Linked DNA regions of Homo sapiens: region 1 is linked to region 2. Evidence: chromatin contacts called from ENCODE Hi-C data. All regions are on one chromosome and are shown on one strand. Each heading gives the region's core, a stretch centred on a gene start or an enhancer-like site at or near the end of the contact. The rest is flanking DNA. Distances are from core to core; before and after follow the strand shown. Region 1 holds the start of PRKD3-DT (PRKD3 divergent transcript). Region 2 overlaps EIF2AK2 (eukaryotic translation initiation factor 2 alpha kinase 2).

Region 1 (2,700 bases), core at 54-2,553, 220 kb before region 2:
AGTAAAAGAATAGCTGAATAGGACTCTAATAACAAAAATATAGTAAGATTGAATTAGATACTGCTGGATGTAAGACATTTAGCAACTTCCAATTCCTGAGAATGTTTCAGAAATCTTTTTTTAAATAGATTTTTAAATAAAGTAATCAAGGTTTTACACAATCTTACCTGCCTTATGTTTAATATAAATTATCTTAATATTTTCATTTCTTAACTTTAAATCCGAGGACATCCATTAAGAGTGATGATTTTGTATCAAAAGTAGGGGCTAATTTATGTTTATTTTTCTTTCTATTCTTGAAAACTGCCCTCTTGGCTGGGCGCGGTGTCTCACGCCTGTAATCCCAACGATTTGGAGGGCCGAGGCGGGCGGATCTCTTGAGGTCAGGAGACCAGCCTGGGTAACACAGCAAGAGACCTCGTCTCTACAAAAACTAACTTAAAAGTTAGTGGGGCGTGGTGGCACACGCCTGTAGTCCCAGCTGCTTGGGAGGCTGACGCAGGATAATCACTTGAGCCCAGCAGCTCCAGGCTGCAGTGAGCTATGATCGTGTCACTGCACTTCAGCCTGGATGACAGAGTAAAACCTTTTCTAGAGAGAAAGAAGAAAGAGAGAAAGGGGAAAAGAAAGAAAAAGAGAGAAGAAAGAAAACTGCCCTCTTGATTGTAGTCCCTCTGATTGTTTCAATATATTTAAGTACTTTTGGGATAAAATGTTGACATAAGGAGAATCATGTGGCTTCTGTGACAATGCCTGTCAGCTTCTCAGGCCTTTCTCTCACATAAGACATCGAAAATTTATGCACAGTGTATTTTCCCTCTAGATCCTTATGCTGCTGACTCCCACTCCCGCCCCACTCACCCGACACGGTCATACTTTGTTTTGGAGCAAAACAAATGTTAACATTGTGTTTCCAGACACCTGGAAGCCCAGGTTTGGTGATTCTGGACTGCACTCCACTTTGGTGGTAGGGTCACATTCGCGTTTAAAGGCCGACGGGGAGGAAACACCGAGCACCGGGAAAACCCCTGCAGTCACCGGAACGTCGGGCTTGGGACGTGCCGGTTTGGGCGCCGAGCTGCGGTGCCGGCGGCCACCCCGGGGGCAGGCAGCAGGGAGGAGCATGCGGGAGGGCTGTGACATCTCAGGGTGGAAGCAGCTCTCTGCTCTGGACGCCTTACAAGTCCCCCGTTCCAACTATCACCTCTGGCCCATTGTCGCCACCGCCTCCCTCAAGAGTGCACGGCAGTAGAGGAAAAGACAGTACCGTCGGCAACAGCGCGATCAAGTACCGCGTGTAACTGATAGACACGCTCGCGACTCCCGCGGCGCCCCTGCCCCGTGCCCCCGCGCTCACGAAGACGCCCGGAACTCGAGGGTGCGGAGCCAGCCCGACTGTACCCGGCGCTCCCGGCGCCCCTTCGCGGGGCAGAGACAACCCCGACCTCCCGCCGCGGCCACCTCCCGGCGGGCGCGGGCCGAGGAACTACAGCTCCCGGCAGGCCCCGCGCTGGCCGCGCGCCCCCGCCCCCCGCGCGCCCCGGCCCCCCGCCCTCCGGCCCCAGGACGGGACGGGGAGGGAGGGAGGAAGGGGCGCCGGAGGCGGGCGGGATCCTGCGAGGCGCGTGAAGCCTCGCTGGCGCCTCGTCCGGTACTCAGACGCTGGCGGGCGCAGTTTCTCACGACGGGCCGAGCCTGCCACTGTAAGTAGTCGCCTCGGGGAGCGCTGAACAGACACCGAAAAAGTTCGCGCCGCCGCCGCCGCCGCTTTGTTCTCCCGGCCCGTCGGGCTGAGGCGGCGGCGGCCCCTCCCCCATCCCCCAAACCCCCAACCCCCCAACTGCACGCGGCGGCGGCGGCGACAGGACTCGGACCCCGCGCCGGGCTGGGCGGTGTCAGCCGCGCTGGGCGGGAAGTTGGGGGAGCGCGCGGCGGGAGGTGGGCGGCTGAGGGGGAGCGGGGGCGCCGCCGCAGCCGCCAGAGGGGCCAAGTTCCGGCGTCCGCGCGGAGGGCAACTTGGGTTCGCGCTCCGCTGGAGACCACCGCGCCCGGCCCATCGGAGGCGATCCGTTCCCGGGTCTCCCAAACTAGTTCCCGAAGCCAGACCCGCGGCGCTCGCAGTGCCGAATTTTGGACCAGCTTTTTCGTTTCATTTCCTCACTTTGCGTTGTAGTCGTCTCAAAGGGGTGAGTAAATGGTGCTTGGAGAATGTAAGCCCCTCGCCCCAGTATCCCGACTGCGTTTGGATTTGCTAGTTGCAGCATTGTTCCGAGTTGCTCCCTCCTGGGAGGTTTTCCTTAAGCTGAAACACTGAGGAGTGCCACTGTTTCTTTGAGCAGTGAAAATAACCATATACTACTGTATTGCCGGTTGGGTATTTTATTTCAGGTGAACGCAGTCAGAGGCATAGGCCTTGCCGTCTGCAGGCACACATACGATTCAAGCGACAAGTGTGTGCGCGCGACCTGCCGACTTTTCCACACACAGATTGATGGCATGGACGTAACTGTGTCTTCAATCACACCCATCCCCACAGGAAATAAGACTATCGGTGTCATCTTTGATTAGGAAGGATAAGTTACACCCTGAACTGCTGCTTGGTGCGACACAGCTTTTATGAGACATAGCCACAAATGGAACAAGAACTTTTAAATGCCTTAATTTGTATCCTAGAAAATGTTATTTTATTCCTCTGAAACT
Region 2 (2,700 bases), core at 49-2,548:
GCAACCAGCTACCATTCTAAAACTGCCATATGATTTTAGGATTTTTAAAAAGGGCCAAATTTAGGTTAAGCAAAAAGTGAAAATACAGTAAGAGAAAATAGTTTTATAAAGGCTTTAAAAAGTGTTCATAAAGAGCAGTTCATAGATTTTTCACGTAACGTTCATCAATAGATGCTAAAACTATTGGATGAAAAGCTATTGTGGAATAGGATCTTCTACAAGGATTTAAATATAATCCTACAGAAGAGGTATCAATTATACAGGGGAAAATGTACCTTTACAATGGTCACCACAATAACCAAGTGATTCAATTTAGCATCACCCAAGGTGGAACACCCTAACATTATGCCCCTCCTGATGTGACTTAAGAATTTTACCTATTTAGTTTTCTTGCACAAAGTGTTAAACTGGAATTTAATCATGAGGAAATTATTAGACAAATCCTGAATGTAGTCATTCTATAAGATGATTGACTTGGGCTTCTCAAAAAGTCAGTGTCATGAAAAAAAAAAAAAGGGGAGAGACTTGTAAGATACAATGACCAAATGCAATGTTTGAATCTTTATTGTATTCTGGATATTTAAAAAGACAAAAGCTGGACGCAGTAGCTAATGCCTGTTATCCCAGCATTTTTGGGAGGTCAAAAGGGGAGGATGGCTTGAGCATAGGATTTTGAGACTAGCCTGGGCAACACAGTGAGTTCTCATCTCTACAAAAAATCAGAAAATTAGCTGGGCATGGTAGTGTGCATCTGTGGTCCCAGCTACTTGGGGGGGTGAGGTGGGAGGATCACTTGAGCCTAGGAGGTCAAGGCCGCAGTGAGCCATGATCATGTTACTGCATTCCAGCCTGGGTGACAGAGTGAGATCATATCTAAATAATAATAATAATAAAAGAAAGCAACAACCCAGCAAACAGCTATAAAGATATCTTCGGGACAATTGAGAACATTTGAATATAGACTGCATATTAGATAACAATGCCAAATAACTGTTTTCTCAGGTGTGATAATAGTATATGTAGAAAATGTCTTTTTGTTTTGTTTTATTTTGTTTTTGTTTGTTTGTTTGTTTTGAGACAGAGTCTCACTGTGTCGCCCAGGCTGGAGTGCAGTGGCACGATCTCGGCTCACTGCAACCTCTGCCTCCCAGGTTCAAGTGATTCTCCTGCCTCTGCTTCCTGAGTAGCTGGGATTACAGGTATCTGCCACCACTCCAGGTTAATTTTTTCTATTTTTAGTAGAGACGGAATTTCACCATGTTGACCCAGCTGGTTTTGAACTCCTGACCTCAGGTGATTCACTTGCCTTGGCCTCCCAAAGTGTTGAGATTACAGGCATGAGTCACTGCACCCAGCCAAAAATGTTTTTTTAGGCAATGCATGCACAAACATTTAGAGGCCAAGTGTGTCATGATGTCTGCAACTTTCAATGTTCAGCAAAAATCAACATGGAGAGAGAAAGAGGGCACACATGTGGCAAAATATTAGCCATTGTACAATTGGTAAATCTAGATGACAGTACACAGGTGTTTGTTGTATTATTCTTTGAACTTTTCTGTAGATTTGGAAATGTTCTGCGTAGAGAGAAATCTTTTTTTAAAAAAACAATATCTGGTTTTGATTAATGAGGCTATATTCAAAAGAAACACTAAATGATGTGGCCAGTTAGTGAGAATGTAGCCTTATCTTTACTGACCTCATTTTAATATTCCTACTCTGGCTGGGCATGGTGGCTCACGCCTATAATCCCAGCACTCTGGGAGGCCGAGACGGGTGGATCACCTGAGGTCAGGGGTTCGAGACCAGCCTGGCCAACATGGTGAAACCCCATCTCTACTAAAAATACAAAAATTAGCTGGGTGTGGTGGTAGGCGCCTGTAATCCCAGCTACTCGGGAGTCCGTGGCAGGAGAATCGCTTGAACCCAGGAGGTGGAGGTTGCAGTGAGCTGAGATCACGCCATTGCACTCCAGCCTGGGTGACAAGAGCAAAACTCAGTCTCAAAAAAAAAAAAGAAAAAAAAAGATATATATATTCCTACTCTTATTAAATGAATATAGCATTTCTTAGCAACTTCTTTTGATTTGTGAGTATATATTTTCTTGGCCTCAAAATTAAAGTAAAAAGTATCCTCTTACTCAGAGGAGGACAGGGGCAAGAGCCTGGGACCTTATTTGCTAATTAAAATGCACACACACACACACACACACAGAAATTTTGAGAGCCATTTTAATATAATTGCCTCCCTAGAAACATACCTTTTAGGGAATTTTTATCACTAAACCACATGTTATTTAAATACGTACATGTTTAACATAAATACATACATAAAATTCACATGCATACTTAACACTTATGTTAAATATATTCAATGTATATACATATGTACACAATATATGCATATATACATGTGGGTATGTGGTATGTGTGCATGTGTGTGTATGGCCAGCTACATAATTTGTGGGACTAAGGGCAAAATGAAACTGTACGGCCCTCGTTCAAAAATTAGGTGTGGGGTGCTTCTAAGCACAGTCTTGTGCAACTGCACAGGTTGCATGTCCATGAAGCCATCCTGTGTGTGTGCACATATGTGTATGAATATGTATTTTATATAATACATATATATGCATGTATGTATCTGAGAAGAAATGTTTAAAAGGCTACATACAAGCTTTTCCAGGTCTCTACTATCTGTTAACTA

The links. Hi-C counts contacts between places; a loop is a spot of excess contacts on that map. Pooled maps may share reads with other maps.
Region 1: a pooled map shows a loop between it and region 2 (3-fold over the local background). The contact joins the promoter of PRKD3-DT here to the enhancer-like site in region 2. A Hi-C loop is called at or near these places in 4 of 37 single-sample maps with no recorded cell type and 4 of 50 pooled maps.

What each region holds. Positions count from the first base shown.
Region 1 is chr2:37,323,684-37,326,383 of GRCh38, reverse strand. It overlaps PRKD3-DT (PRKD3 divergent transcript), which reads right to left and starts at 1,303. Exons shown (of 2, transcript NR_183394.1): 1 at 862-1,303. PRKD3 (protein kinase D3) reads left to right here and starts at 1,551. Exons shown (of 19, transcript NM_005813.6): 1 at 1,551-1,703. RefSeq lists a silencer at 1,191-1,820 and an enhancer at 2,461-2,540.
Region 2 is chr2:37,102,514-37,105,213 of GRCh38, reverse strand. It overlaps EIF2AK2 (eukaryotic translation initiation factor 2 alpha kinase 2), which reads left to right. Exons shown (of 17, transcript NM_001135651.3): 17 at 1-2,700. Among named protein-coding and RNA genes, the nearest start is that of GPATCH11, 19 kb to the right of the region's middle. Within about 2 kb of position 1,298, at least 5 of the 41 ENCODE cell types and tissues checked have a DNase peak (open chromatin) inside an H3K27ac peak, as active enhancers do.